2 separate regions of the Homo sapiens genome follow, and region 1 is linked to region 2. A link is a loop called in an ENCODE intact Hi-C map of the cell type or tissue named here. Cell type or tissue: Calu3. All regions are shown on one strand.

Region 1 (8,000 bases), 810 kb before region 2:
CGGCTCTCCCGGGGAGCGGCCCGGGACTGCACCGGGACCAGCGCCTCCCCGCTTCGCGCTGCCCTCGGCCTCGCCCCGGGCCCGGGTGGATGAGCCGCGCGCCCGGGGGACATGGAAGCGCTGACGCTGTGGCTTCTCCCCTGGATATGCCAGTGCGTGTCGGTGCGGGCCGACTCCATCATCCACATCGGTAAGCGCGGCTGGAGGCCGGGCCGAGGCTGGGCGGGGGCCCCAACGGGGCAGGGGGTGCGCGGCGTCCAAACTTGGCGTTTCCCTGGGCCGAGGGGCTCGGCGGGCGGTGCTCCCCCGAAGGGCCGCGCCGCGCCGCCCGGCGGAGGAGCTGTGCACCGGCCGCGCCGCGCTCCCGCTGGCTGCTTGCCGCTCCCCGGGGCTCCGATCTCCGCGCGGGGCCCCGCGGCCTCTACCGACACTTAGGGCCGACGCTTCGGGGAACACCGGGATGGACGCGCGTCGAGACCCGCGCCCTTAGCGGGGCCGTCGGCGGGTCGGGAGGGCCCTTCTGCGCAGCTCAGAGCAGCGGGGGGCAGGGGGAGGTACAGCGGGGGGCTCGCCAAGTTGGCAGGGCAAGATCAAAGAGGCCGGACCGGAACCGTGTGTGAATGTGTGTGGGTGCGTGTTGTCAGCGTGTGTCGCTGTGTGCGCCTGGCACGGTGTCGGTGTTACTGTGAGAGGGTGTTGGGGTGTGTGGGGCCATCTGAGCGTGTGTTGGTGCGTGCACGACTGTCTGTCAGCCTGTTAGAGTGGACACAGTGTCTGCCTGCTTCTCCGGTGTGTGTCTGTGTAGCCCTTGGTGTATGTGTGAGTGCGTGTGTATCTGGTTGTGGCGACTGCATCCCCATCCTGGACAGTCCTAGAGTTTTGCGTGGTCCAAGTCTTGGGGGCCCAGACGGTCTGGGTGGTGGGAGCCGAGGGAAGAAGCGTGGGCAGCGGGGGGTAGGGGGATGCTGAGCGGGAAGAGATGGATAGAGAGAGAGAACCGGGAGAGAAGATGAAAGCGCAGAGGAGGAGGGGGCGCGCCGAGGGGGAGTGGGCGCGCCGAGGGGGAGTGGGTGGGAGTTGGGAGCAACACGGGAGGAATCTCGGGAAGTTGGGCCGAGTTGGGGGGCTGACAGCGGTCGCTTTGGGGGAGTCCCTCCGCAGTCGTCTTTCCGGAAGTTGGGAAAGACCAGCGAGCACAGGGAAACTGGGGGTTGGGAGGTGTTGAAGGCGAGGAGGACGGGACAAGGCGGGAGGGTGGGTGGTGGAGTGGGGTGGTGAGGACTAGGCCTGGGCTCGGAGAGCTACGATTCCTCCTCAGGGGCCCGTGACCAAACCTGCTTCCCGCCCTGGAGGGGTGCGGGTCTCGCGGTCAGCATTGCGGCGCCGGCTCCGGGTGTAGTGAGGAATCCGGGCCTCCCTCCTCCTACCCAGCCCCCAGCTCGAGGGATCACTGGGCCTAGCTCCGGGACCTCAGGGACCCTCGAGGCTTGGTGAGGCGGGATGTGGGTGGCTGACTCCAGAGCTGTCCAGGTTGCAGGACTAGGCTCGGGCTGGTCGCACTGATCTCGGCTGGAAGCGCAGGGTCCGTGGAAGCTGTGCTAGGCGCACAAAGCGCCAGCCGGAGGGCGCCCTGGAGGAGCTGTCCGCGGTTCTAGAAAGCCCTTCAAGAGCAGCTCCTTCTGGGACCCCCAGCTCCGCTAGATCTGAACGTGGAGGCGCCTAGGACACAAGTCCCCTTCCCCCACTCCCCTCGACAGACGTACAGGAAATGGGAGTGGGGAAGGATGGAGAGTAGGAGGCTGAGCTCAGGGCGCCAGGCCGGGCAGCGTCACAGTCATCCAAGCTGCAGGCCATCCGAAGCCCCTGCCTAAGGAAGACCCCTCTGCGCAGGAAAGCCAACTGTAGACCTGCTTCGCTCAGCTCCACTCAGCAGGGGACGTGCATGGAGAAGGACCCATCATTCTGTCCTGGGATTTGGGTGGGGGACACCACCCTCCCGGGGAACTTCCTGGCTCCTGGGATGGGATTTATGGAACCATGTCAAGGCATTTGGGCGCTGCCTGGGGCCACCCCAGCTTGGCTTAGTCCCTTGTGTGGAGCATGGCTAGGACATGTGGTGCCTTGGTTGTGAGACACGTGTGTGACCTGGTGGCAGCCTGTGGGATGTGCATGTGTAACTCATGTCAACTGTGTGCACGTGTGCGCTGAGGGCTGGTGGGGGGAGGGGAACATATTCCTGTGCAGGTGGAGATCGGAGAGCCTTAATCTACCCCGCCAAGCTGAAATCCCAGTTCAGACTTCCCACCACCCGGCAATCATCGGTCTGCGAGTGCCTTGACCCTCGGGCCAAGGGAAGCGGGGAGAGGGTTCTTGTCCAGGTCCGGTCTTGATCCCTTCTCTCCTCCAGGTGCCATCTTCGAGGAGAACGCGGCCAAGGACGACAGGGTGTTCCAGTTGGCGGTATCCGACCTGAGCCTCAACGATGACATCCTGCAGAGCGAGAAGATCACCTACTCCATCAAGGTCATCGAGGCCAACAACCCATTCCAGGCTGTGCAGGAAGGTGAGTGACCGCTGTGCCCAGGGCCCACTGGGACACGGCCTGCGAGGCGTCGCAGCAGTGGGCACCGGAGGGGTTGGGACGAGCTGGGCTGCGCAGGGCACCCTCTGTTCCTCGGCAGCCGCGGTGCCATGCGCGGTGGCGCGCCTTCCCCGGCCCACCTAGGCAGCGGCGCCGGGACTGCTCTGCGCTGCGGGCCGGCACGGAGAGCCTGCGAGCGCGGGGAGCTGGTGTTCTTGCGGGTTGCGTGGCGCCCTTCGGGCTGTGTGGGCGCGGGTGTGCGCCCAGCGCTGGCCGCGCAGGCGTGCGTGGCTCGGGGCAGTCTTTGTTTCTCGGTGTTTGGGGGTGGGCGTGTCTGCGTGCCGGGTACCTGTATCGGGCGCACCTCCCCTGATCTCAGTGGCCCGGTGTTTTCCTCGCTTCGAGGTGAGGAGCGCCCAGCGGCTGGAGCCCGACCTGTCTCCTTCTCCCGGGCATAACCTGGTAGGCGCGGCGTTTCGCGCCCCGCGGCCCCCAGAGCCTCAGCCCGGCGCTTCTCTGCAGCGCTCCTCCACCAGGTTTGGAGGAGCCGGTTTCTCTCTCGCTGTCCGCGCCGCGGGCGGAGGCGCCGCCGCCTGGGCCGGAGGTGGGCGCTGTTCGCCCAGGAAAGGAGCGGAGCTGGGCCGGTCCGGCTGCGGGGAAATCCTGGCCTACGCCGGGGCCGCCCTTGTCCACAGCCACTGCCTCCGGTCGGGCCCCGCGGCAGGCGCCACAGGTGCGAGGCGAGGGCGTTCACGACAGCAACCCCCTCTGCTTTCCCTCCTCTCTGCTAGTCCCTCCCCTTCAACCTTTCAGCTCGGGAACCCTGGTTCCTTCTCCAAGCCTCCAGATTCCTGGTTAAGGCCTAAGGCTCCGCCTCTGACACTTACCCGGCTTAAGTCCCTTCTCCTTCCCTCTGCCTTGCTCCCCGCAACCATGGGGACTCTGGGGCCAGCGCCCCTCAGTGCTGGGGCAAGTTAGTGGCGCAGGATGCAGGGATTCCTTGCTGGAGGAACTGGTAGAGAAGTGTAGAGGGGGCAGTGGGTGTAGTGGGAGGTGGGCTGGCTAAGAGCTCCTGGCTGGTGTTTTCTCCTCAAGCCCGTTGAGCCGAGAGTCCTCCTGCTGCTTTGGTACACATGGGTTGCTAGTCTCCCCGGTGCCTGCAAGGACAGGATGCCTCGATGATGGCTCTGGCCTGGGTCTGGGGGGTCAGAGCTGGTGTTGGGGAGGTCGTTGTGTTGGAAGGAGGAATTCTGGGGGTCTCCTATTCTTGGGTGCAGCAGAGGAAGGAAAGGGGCCAGCTCTGGGGGCAGGGACCGGGGACTACTTCTGGGGACTGAAGGTCCAAGGATTTCTTGAGGTGGTTTTACAAACCGGGAGTCCCAAGTGTTTTCTTTTAGGGGGGGTGAGGCTAACACTGCCTATTATGGGAGCTGCTGCTTCCAGCTGTGACAGATGTCCATTGTCAGATGTCTGTTGAGGTACAGGGAAGAGGAATTCCTGCCCTTCTTTGGTGTCTGGTCGTGTCCCACCAGCAGTCTCTATCTCCAGACACCCCCTGCCTCTGGACTTCTTTTCAGTGTGCCCTTATCACAGCTCCTTGCAGGTGCTTGGGGTGGGCTCCAGCCAGGGGAGGGCAGGGCCTTCTTAGCGGAAGGAACCCTAAATGGGGTGGGGACCTGGGGTGACAAGCTACAACTTTCACAGTGCCACCTGTTCCCTTGACACTGGTTCCACAAACCCCATCTCTGTTGACATTCATTCTTTGTGCTTGGGAGCTGAAGCCACAGTTTGGAAGCACATATTTCCTGGACCCAGGAGCTCACAGTGTGGTGGGGACCCTGCCTGTGTTCCATGTCTGGTGACACACCTCTGTTGGCTCCCCTCTGCAGTGTTGAGTATCCAAGCTCATTCATTTTGCCTCTGAATGATGCCCGTCCGCTCCCATCAGCAGTTCCCCAGGGACTAAACATGATGCTCTTGCACAAGGTTGCCACCTCATGCAGGTAACACACAAGGATGAACCGGGCAGCTGGTTCCTGTGGCACCTGGAGTACAGGGTCTGAAGAGGTCATCTCCATTAAAAGGAGAAGCTGTCACACAGCTTTAACAGATTTTGCCATTGGGCGTGAAAATCCTACTGTTGTAGATGTGCTGATTTATTTTTTTAAGAGGAGCCCCAAATCTGGACCTTAATGTAAATTTTGATTTAAAGCTATTGCCAACTAATAAAATAATGTAAACAACACAGTACAAGCCAAACAAAACATAGCTATGGGTGATTCAACCTGTAAGCGCCCCAAAGCAACTTTGTCCTGGGGACAAAGGTTCCACCCAGGGGCCTTTTCTGGGTCTTGGTTTCTCTGTTTGTATAGCTGGAAAAATGTGTCAGGCTCCAAGGATGGCAGACTGACACAGTCTCTGTGGGGTGTGAGAGTGAGTGTTTCTGCATGTCTGGAACTAGGGAGTTAGATTCTTGGTTGACAGTTGTCTAGGGAGAGAGACACTGGCCAGGTATTGTTGGTGGGCTGCCTGCTGCCCAGAGAGTTTGTGCTGGTGAAAGCTGGCATGTACTTTCATTTTATGAGTCTGGTGGACTGAAATCCATTGTTATCTTGTGACCTTGCATAGCCCTTGGATGCCTACAAGGGATGGGAGGAGCCTGCCCTGGAAGGCCTCTGTGAGGGGCAGAGCAGTGCTCAGCAGCCTCCTTTTCCCTTGCCTGGGGCTCTGCTGCAGGTGCTCAGCTCTCTGGATGTCCTTCCTTGGATGTACTCTGTGGGGTGCTTTTCCATCACTGGGCTTGATCCCTGCTTGATGAATGCCTTATATCTCACTGCTGGGCCTGGACATCCATTGCAGCAGGACATGGGTTGTCGATACAGGTTGAGTAGGAAAGAAAAAGACTTTTAGTAGCGGAGTGGTCAGGGATGGAGAGCAAAGGCAGATGGGGGCTTGATCTCCATCATTGACTGGACAAGCCCACAGTGACCTCTCAGTGGAGTGGTGCTGTCGCTGTTTTGGTCTGAGAGGCAGTGCCATGCAGTGATAAGAGCCTGGTGGAGCTTAAAGAGTTTCAGTTCCCATCTTGCTTGTCTTCACTCGTGGTGTGACCCTGGAGCTCTGCTCTGAGCTTCTGTTTCCAGATCTGTTCAAAGGGAATAATCATAGGATTTGCCTCATGGGATTGTGAGGATTAAATGAGATGAGACATGTGTAAATCATCTACATAAGGCCTGCGGTGGGTGTTCTGTAAACAGTAATTCCCTTTCCGTTCCTTGACCCAACTGTGAATCCATCTCAGCTTCTCTTGAGGCCGTTGATATTTTCAGCTACATTATTTTTTTAAGCTAGTGAATTCCTTGAGAGAGGACCTAAACTGACCTTTTCATTTTTAGCTCTTACTTTTTTCCCTGATTATAAAAGAAATGCATTGCTGCAATGAGCATGTATTAATATAAAAATATAAAAAAGAAAAAGGGCAATGTGTGCTTATTATATAAAATGTGGAAGGTACAGGAAAGTGTCAAGAGGCAGAACAAAATCACTCTGAATTGCACTAGTGTTATTTCCTTCCAGTCTTCCCCCCACCACTGTATTTTATACATTTTGAGAGCTCCCATTCTGTTCAGTTTTATATCCTGTTATTTTTTCCTATTTAACATCATTGGCCTTTTCTGAAATCACTATGAACTATTTGTAAACATTACTTCTAGTAACTGCATACATTTCTCAATATTCAAAACTTTTTTTTTTATAAAAGGGAACTATTTATGCTGAGATATGCAGAATCAAGTATTCCTGAACAAAACAAGAAACTCGGCCTGGATATGTTGGTCCTAAGATTTATACTTACAATTTCTTCAGGATGACTTTTAACAAGCTCCTTACAAGCACTGCCTTTTAGGACATTTGGTCAATGTATGGAAAACAATGGATCACACAATAAAATATCCATTTGATAAGGATTGAAAGTTAGCAAATAACACAGAAAGGACATTTAAATCTCTAAAATGTTGCATCTTAGATTTAGCTGGCAAAGTCCATATTAACAAATAGTGTGAAAATTTGTCTTCTAGGTACTAAAAGAGATCCTAATTTGTTAAATAAAAAAATTTCAGATTGTTGTAAAGTGCTTGCTCAAGTAGGAGTTTATATAAATGCATATAATTTATATAAAAGAACTGGCTGAGCACGAGTCTTCTCATTTCCCAGCATTACTTTTTACTGTGAGTAAAAGACGAGAGTTATTAGATATGCTGTAGATATACCTGTCGCAGTGTGGAAGGATAACAGTTTAGGAAAGAGGCAGAAAAAAGGAATGCATGCAAGTGAGGCAATATTCCTTTTAGTTATCATAAGCACAAAAGGATTCTAGGAAGACATAAAAATTACCAAGAATAGCTTGTGGTTCACAGAATGAAACAATGAAATAAAATAAAAATGAAACACAGAGAGCTTGTTGGTGCCCATCTGGAGGCCTTGCTCAGTTTATATCCGTTACCTCCTAGGTGGTCACCCTGCCCCTCACTGGCCACACTGGTATCTAGACATTCTGCTAGAGGCTCCCCATCCCTAGCTCTGATGGCTTCCGGCATCTTCGTTGGCTCCATTCAGAATTATAGAGAATTGTAGGTCCCATCGAGGCCACGCTCTTGCAGTCCTCCTGGCAGCCTCACCAGACACCATCAGAGGCTCTCTGAGTGTGATGTCCGTGTCTTCCTAAAGATGCCTGTAGACCCCTTATTCCCATCCTCTCAGCTGTGTTAGTTTTCTTGTGGTGCGGAAACAAATTTTACCCCAAATTTAGTTGGTTAGATCAACACACATTTATTCTCTTGCAGTTCTGCAGGTCAGAAGCCTAACATGGGTCTCACTGGGCTAAAATCTGGGTCCTTCTGGAGGCTGGAGGAAAGATTTGTTTCCTGGCCTTCTCCAGCTTCCAAAGACTGCTGGATTCCTCAGCCCCTGGCCCTTTCCTCCATTTTCAAGGCCAGCAATGGCGGGTCAAGGCCTTCTCACATCCTCTCATGCTGACCTGGCTTCTGTCATCACATCTCCTTCTCTGACTCTTCTGCTTGGCTCCCTCTTTCAAGGACCTTTGTGGTTATATTGGGCCCATCTGGATAATCCCAGATAATCTCCCTATTATTTATTTATTCTTTTTTGAGACAGAGTCTCTCTCTGTCACCCAGGTTGGAGTGCAGTGGTATGATCTTGGCTCACTGCAAGCTCTGCCTCCCGGATTCACACTATTCTCCCGCCTCAGCCTCCCGAGTAGCTGGGACTACAGGCGCCCGCCACCATGCCCGGCTAATTTTTTGTATTTTTAGTAGAGACGGGATTTCACTGTGTTAGCCAGGATGGTCTCAATCTCCTGACCTCGTGATCCGCCTGCCTTTGCCTCCCAAAGTGCTGGGAT
Region 2 (8,000 bases):
TAGTTATTCAAATTTCTTTGCCTTTCCTCATAAATTTTAGAATCAGCTTGTCTATACAAAATATTCTGCTGAAATTTTGGTTAGTACTGAATTCATTTACAGATCAAATTGGGAAGAATTAATATCTTTCCTATATTAAATCTTGTAATGCCTGAATATGGTAGGTCTCTTCATTTATTTAGGTCTTCTTTAATTTCTTTCAACAGTACTTTATAGTTTTCAACATACAGATTCTCCATTTGATTTTCTTCCAGATTTATGCCAAAGTGTTTCCATTGTTATTGGAGTTATTATAAATGGTATTGTTTTTGTTTTAATTTCTGGTTTTAATTGTACATTGTTAGTATATAAAAAATGGTTAATTTTTCAGTATTGACTTACTTTTTGCAACCTTGTCAACTTTGTTATTTTAGACATTTTTTACTTGTATGCATTTATGGGGTACAAGTGTAATTTTGTTACATGGATAGATTAGTGGTGAAGTCGGGGCTTTTAGTGTATCCATCACCTGAATAACATATATTGTACCCATTAAGTTATTTCTTATTGTCCATGTCCTCCTAGTTCCTCACTTTTCTAAGTCTCAATTTTCTATCATTCCACACCCTGTGCCCATGTGTACGCATTATTTAGCTCCCAGTTAGAAGTGAGAACATGTGGTATTTGTCTTTCTGTTACTGACTTGTTTTACTTAATGGCCTCCAGTTCTATTCATATTGCTGCAAAAAGATATAATTTCATTCTTTTTATGGATGAATAGTATTCCATTGTATATACATACAACAGTTTCTTTATCCAATCATCCTTTAATGGATACTTAAGTTGATTCCATATCTTTGCTATTGTGAATAGTGCTAGAATAAACATAGGTGCAGATACCTTTTTGATATAATGATTGCTTTTCCTTTGGGTAGATACCTAATGATGAGATGGCTGGATCAAATGGTAGTTCTATTTTTTGTTCTTTGAGGAGTCTCCATACTGTTTGCTAAAGTGGCTGTACTAAATTACATTCCCACCAACAGTGTATAAGCACTCCCTTTCTCTGCATGCTCTCCAACATCTGTTATTTGTTTTTGATCTTTGTTCTTTGGGATTTTCTATACAGACAAGCATGTCCCCGTGAATAAAGACAGTTTTATTTATTCATGTCTAATTTATTTCTAAAAAATAATTTCTGTTTCTTGCCTATTGCATTGGCTAAAAGTTCCAGTACTATGTTGAATAGGGATAGTGAGAAAGGATTCCTTGTTTTTCCTAATCTGAAGAAGAAAACATTCACACTTTCATTATTAAGTATGATAGTAGCTGTAGATTTTGTTTGTAGATACCTTTTATCAAATTGAGGAAGTTCCTTTCGGTTCCTGGTTTGCAAAGAATTTTTATCATAAATGAATGCTCAATTTTGTCAAATTATTTTTCTTCATCAATTGATCTGATAATGTATTTTTTCTTCTTCGAACTCTAAATGTGATGGATCACATTGATTGCTATTCGAACATTGAACCAAGTCATATTTTACTGGGATGAATTCCATTTGATCATGGTGGATTATCATTGTCATTATGATGATTTTTATGTAGCTTCATTAAATTTAATAATATTTTGTTGACAATTCTTGCATCTTTTAATGCAAGATATTGGTCTGTAGTTTTCATTTTTTTCTACTGTCCTGCTTTAGTTTTGGTACAGAGTGATGCAGGCTTCATGAAATTATGTAGACAAAATTTTTATTCTATTATTTGAAAGACATTTTCGACACCTGATGTTATTTTTTAAAATATTTGATATAACTACACTGGGAAATCATCAGAGATTGGAATTTCTTTTTCAGGAGACTCTTGAGCTACAAATTCGAATTATTTAATATATGTAAGAAGATTTGTCTATTTCATCTTGTCTGAATTTGTAGTTTACAGTTTTTGAGGAATTGTATCATTTCAGATAAATTATTGAAGAGAGTGCATAGAGTTGAGCTGGCTATTCACTCTCTATTCTTCTTACATGTATGTCATTTTTAGTGAGAGCACCTCTTTCATTTTTACTGTTGGTAATTTATATATTTTCTCTTTTTTTAACAATCTTGATATTTATCCATTTCATTTATTATTTCAAAGAACCAGCTTTTACTTTCATTGATACTTAATATTTGTTGTCTGAATTAAACAAAAAATTTTTTACTCTTATCTTTTATCTTTACTCTTATCTTTACTCTTTTCTTCTTTAAACTTGCTTTGAATTTATTTTGCTCTGTTTCTTATTTTTTAAGTTAGAAGCATAGAATATTGATTTAAGAACTTTCTTCTTTCCTAATTAATAAATGCATTTATTGCTGTGAATTTCAGTCTAATCACTTCCTTAACTGTACACAACATCTTTGATCTATTTGTGCTTTTATTTTCTTTAAGTTCTATTTTTTTTCTAATTTATCTTGGAACTTTCTCTTTGACTCACAGATTATTTTAAAGTGGGGTAGGTAATATGCAGATGTTTGCTGATTTTTCAGTCATCTTTCTATTATTGATGTCTAGTTTAATTCCATGAAAGTCTGAGAACATTGTAGAGTTTAATTATTTTAAACTTCATAAAGTTTTTTAAATGATTCAGGTTATGGAGTATCCTGGTAAATGTACCATGTGGACTTAAAAAGAATGGGTATTCTGCTGTCATTGAGTGTAGTGTTCTGTAAACATCAATTATATGCAATTGGTTGATAGTTTTATTCAATTCTTCAATGTCCTTGCTGACTATCTGCCTTCTAGTTCTCTATATTACTAAGTGATATATTGAAATCTCCTAATATAATCACAAATGTTTGTATTTGTCCTTTAATTTCTGTCAGTTTTGCATATTTAAGCTCTGTTGTTAAATACACATGCATGTAGGATTGTTATTGTTATTTCATATGCAAGGACTCCCTGTAATTTTCTCTGCTCTGAACTATCCTTTTCTCATATTAGTATAGCCAATCAGGCTTTTGTGGGTTAATGTTTGCATGGGACATAATTGTCTATCCTTTTTCTTTTCATTTACCTATTTTGTTATCTTTGAAGTGAGTTTATTGTAGACAGCGTATAGTTGAGTAATTTTTAAAAATCCATTCTGAAAATTTCTCTTAATTGCTGTGTTTAAGATTATTATTAACAGATTTGTATTTAACTCTACTATTTCATTGTCTGCTTTCTGTCACTTCTATTTGTCATTTGTTTCTCCTTTTTTGTTTTCATTGAGTGACATTTAAGTTTCTTTTATTCTGTTTTAATTGATCTATTATGGTTTTTACTTCATCTGTTTATTACTGGCTGCTCTTATAATTAAAATATATACACTTTCTTTTTTTGTAAACTTCTAAGAATTTTAGTACATTATATAGAAAACTTAACATCACATAGGTCCCCTTACCTTCCTTCCTTTACGTTATAGTTTTCATATTACAACAACTTACATTAAAAACGTTATCAGATGAATGTTATAATTTTTGCTTCAAACATGTAATAAATTTTAAAAACTAGAGAAGAGGAAAATAGCCTATTATATTTATGAAGATTCTCCTTTATTTCTAAAATTCCAATGACATGCATTTTAATCTTTTATTATTGTCACACAGATCTCTGGGGCTCTCTTCATTTTTTCCCTCTCTGTTTTTGCTAATAGGCCCATCCAGTGAGTTTTACATTTTGGTTACTATACTTCTCAGTTCTAAAATTTCTATTTGATTCTTCTTTTTATATGTTATTTATTTGTTGACCTTCCGTTTTTCCATTTTTTTCAAGAGTGTTTACTATTGCTTCTCAGGCCCTTCGAATAATAGATGCTCTGCAGTCTTTATCAGGTAATTCCAACATCTGTGTCATCTTGACATTTGTGACTGTTAATTGTCTTTTCTCATGCAAACTGAAAGTTTCTTGTGGTTTTTTTTTTTCCCATGGCAAGTAATTTTGGCTTAATTCCTGGATATTTTGAATATTATGTTTTGTACTCTGGTTCTTATCTAAATTCTATGGCAAATGTTGATATGGTTCTCTTAGTGGCAAGGCAACCTGAATAAGTTCAGACTACAAGTTTCAACTTGCCTTCTGTGGGCTGTGAATTCAATCTCAGTTCACTGCTCAGTGCCTCACAGTGCTATTCAGATTTTGCCCACATGTGTGCCACCCTGTGGTGGATTTGAGACTTGGTCAATGATCTCGTTATTAGTTCTGTCCTCTAAATCTTTATATGCTCAGTAGAATCAGATCCACGCATGTGCAGACTGAAAGTGAACCCAGGATTTCTTAAACTACTTTATGGGGGATGTCTTCTTGGTGTCCTCCCTTTTCACAGTCTCTCAGGTAAAGTATATCCAGTGGCTTTTTACAGACTCCAAAGGGTCCCTAGCACTCCTCTTTTTGGTCCTCCAGAGAAAGTGTTGTGACTTTATTTTTTCTGCCCTGCCATGCACTTCCATGACTACATTTTGTCTGGGGTCAAGTGGAAGGATGATATATGAGGAAAAAGGCAATGGTAGCTCTCTCTACACTCCTGGGTTCCCAACCCCACTGAATAGCGAGGCTTCTGCCACTACTGCTGTGATATTACTTGGAGGATAAACAACAGCAACACAACATTGACAACAGAGGATTTCCACATTCCTTTTGAGATTTCAGAGTTCCTTTCTCACCTCCTGGAGCCAGAATGGGAGAGTTTTTCCTGGAGGCCTCTCTGTTTGTGCCAATGACCACCTCTTGGTTTCAGTTTGAATTGCATTCAGCCTAGAGGATAACATAGGGAAAAAATGCATAAACTCACCACCATGTGGTGATGCTTTGAATTCTGGTCTTCTTTCCAACCCATTTGCTACTATTTGCTTTTCATTGTCCTAAAATATCTCCTCCATATATTCTCTCCTGATTGTGTAGTCACAGCAATGGGAAAGACAACAAAAACATAGTTACTCCAAAGGACACAGAACTGGAATATATCCATTAGGGTTTTTTTTTTTTTTTTTTTTTGCATTTTTTTCAAATTTTTATTTTGAACTAATTTAAGACTCACAGAAGTTGCAAAAATAATACTGGAGGTTCCTGTGTGTACTTTCCCTAGCTTTCCCCAATGACAACATCTTATATACAAGAGTAACATTTTCAAAACCAGAAAATCGGTAGTGTTACAACACTATTAATTAAACCATAGGAATTATTTGACTTTTATCAGCTTTTGTTGGTGGTGGTGATGTTGATGATGATATGCAGTACTGTGGAATTTCACATGTATAAATTTCTGTTGACACCACCACAATCAAGATATAGAACTCTTCCAGCACTACAAAAAAACTCCCTCATGCTGCTATATCTGTATAATCACACTCTTCCTCTGATTCTAACCCCTGGTAACCATTGATCTGTTCTCCATTATTGTAACTTTTTCATTTCAAGGTTGCTCTATAAATGGAATTATACAGTATAGCCATTAGTTTTTAACAGAATCCGATCTTTGGCACCTTGTGTTTTATTGCTATTAAACATTCAGACATCAGCAATATTCCTTCAATGGGACAAGGACTGTAAAACACTGTACCTCAAGTCCCTCTGACCAGTACAGGAGCTGAAAAAAGAGTTATTGTAGTATAGGATATATTTATTGACTAGGTTCTGTTAAAGGATCACATACCTCATTATTGTTCATTTCTGAGAGCCCAACTGCTGGCCTGTTGGAGTCAGAGAAAAACTAGCTTTCACTGGACTCATGGCTTCAGGTCACAAACTATGACGAGGAGACCACGCTTGTCTCCTCTCTTCCCCTGTCCCCCTGTGCCACCTCCATGAGTGTGAGGTCAGGAGAACAGTGTGCTGGCAGACCACAGTGGAGCTGTTCAGAAAAAGGCACATTTAAACACACCTATTATCTCCATGCCTTTGTCAACAAAATATTTCAATTTCTGATGAATCTCTCTGTGTTCCTAGATTCATTTTAGGTCCAGCAAAACATATTGTTTCTTTGTTTGCTTTTCTATTTGCTCATGGTTATTACTTCCCCCTGAATGGTTCATTATAGCAGCAGTCATAGAATGATCATCTTGGAGTATATTATTATTTATTATGTATCGAGTGCCATAAAGGCTCATAAAGCTTTCCAGGTGCCTATAAGGATACCAGCCATTGGCTGCAGAGCACACAGCTGCGCTTAGGCACTTACTAGAGAGATGCAGCAGGAGATCTGAAGATGAAGCAGGCAGTTCCGGGGAGCAATTGATTCCTTCCAGCTTCCCCCTAGCAGAGGACGTGGTTGCAGAGCTCAGGAAGCTCCATGCTGTAAGGACACAGAAGAGGAAGTGAACAGAGAATGCACTCTTAATGTGGGTTTCATAGGCGAAGGTGGTGGTGCCTATAATAGTAGGAGAGGGAGCAAGACTCCTTTAGTTATAAAAATACAACTCTGATTCTCATATATTCTGAATGAGATTCTGTAGTCTCATTCAGAGAGGATAGGGAATGAAAGCAGGAAGGCAAAGATCACTTACATTTATTATCTATGTGCCAGCACTGATTTGGGCATTGGAATAGAGAGGACTGGAACCCATGGTGTGTTACAAAAAACAGACAAAAGATGAATAAATAAATATATAATGTAATGTTTCAGAAGGAGACTGAAGTTGGGTAAGGAGATCAAGCATAAAAGATGGTTATTTTTGATAAACCAGGGAAGCATGTTCTGAGACATGTCCTTTGAGCAGAGACCTTAATGAACTGAGGGAATGAACCATGTAAATATCTGGAGAAGGGCTTTGAGTAAGAAGGAACAGCACATGCAAAGGCCCTGGTTATGCTTACTCTTGGCAAGTGAAGTGGCAGTGATCCATTAGTGGGACTGAAGCCCAGGAGACAAAGCGGGGGTGGGGGGTGGGTGCTAAAGATGAGGTTGGAACATCAGCCATGGGCAGACCATGTAGACTGTGGGGAAAAGGGTGAATTTGTTCTCTGGGTGATAGCAAGTCATTGAAGGGTTGAAATGGGGAAACTGCATTAATCTGTTCATGATTTTAAAAGTTTACATTAGGTGTTGTGCTAATGTGTGGAGAATAAACAGGGATAGGTGAGCATAAGAATGAGTCTGTGTGTCCATGACGAGCACTTGCCAGGCTGACATACCCATTACATTTTATTCCTATGAAATTCTACCAATGCAGTAGATAGGTAACAATAATCTCCATGTGACGGAATAGTCTGTGACTCAGCAACTGCTGTAGTTTACTCTTGCAATAAACAGGAAGCAGGCACTTGAACCCAGGGGTGGTTCAGTTCTGATCTCTCCTTTTATCCCAGAAACAGCTTGGCTGCGGATACCTTGCTTTTGAGAGCCAGGAAGGGTCATTGCCCCTGCATTCTTGTCTCTATCCATTCTGTTTCCTCCTTGGGCAATGGAGACCAGATGTGTTTGTCTCACCCTCATGATTAAAGTTTAGATCCCATATATCCCTCCACATTTCCATTTGCCAGTGCCCTCCCAGGTGGCATCAGAAAACACACTGCCGTGATCAAGTGAGTATGACCCTTGGTGAACACTCTCCTCCCCATCTGGGATTGCCACTTCCCTTGTTTAAAACACCAGACACAGGCAGAGATTCTCTTCTTAACTCTCCAGTACTATCTTCCCAAGAAGTGCGATTTCCCTAGGTTTGCTCACCATTAGAGCCCAAATTCTGAAATTAGCTGGTATTGTCTGTCAGCAAAATGGTAACTAATATGAAATCCATTAGAAAATTATGATATTTGAGAGGCCGAGATGGGCAGATCACCTGAGGTCAGTAGTTCAGGACCAGCCCAGACAACATGGTGAAACCCCGTCTCTAATAAAAATACAAAAATTAGCCAGGCATGGTGGCACATGCCTGTAGTCCCAGCTACTTGGGAGGCTGAGGCAGCAGAATGGTTTGAAACTGGGAGGCAGAGGTTGCAGTGCGCTGAGATCGTGCCATTGCACTCCAGCTTGGGCAACAAAGCAAGACCCCATCTCAAAAAAAA

What was found. A loop is a pair of places that touch in the nucleus more often than their neighbours do. Peaks named below come from ENCODE experiments on the same cell type or tissue, not always from the same donor. Only the 100,000 strongest peaks of a DNase experiment are listed, where the experiment ranks them.
Region 1: it touches region 2 in a loop (5-fold over the local background); 58 of 110 quality-filtered maps call a loop at or near these places.

The regions. Positions count from the first base shown.
Region 1 is chr10:86,358,504-86,366,503 of GRCh38, reverse strand. It overlaps GRID1 (glutamate ionotropic receptor delta type subunit 1), which reads left to right. Exons shown (of 16, transcript NM_017551.3): 1 at 1-190; 2 at 2,408-2,563. The coding sequence starts at 112. Among named protein-coding and RNA genes, the nearest start is that of GRID1, 4.3 kb to the left of the region's middle. RefSeq lists silencers at 21-220, 251-400, 3,185-3,304 and enhancers at 2,601-3,114, 3,115-3,628. In Calu3, no CTCF peak of the experiment used is centred here; a DNase peak (open chromatin) is centred at 3,193.
Region 2 is chr10:85,544,383-85,552,382 of GRCh38, reverse strand. All of the region lies in intron 4 of LOC105378404 (a long non-coding RNA gene), which reads left to right. Among named protein-coding and RNA genes, the nearest start is that of GRID1-AS1, 29 kb to the left of the region's middle. In Calu3, no CTCF peak of the experiment used is centred here; a DNase peak (open chromatin) is centred at 4,142.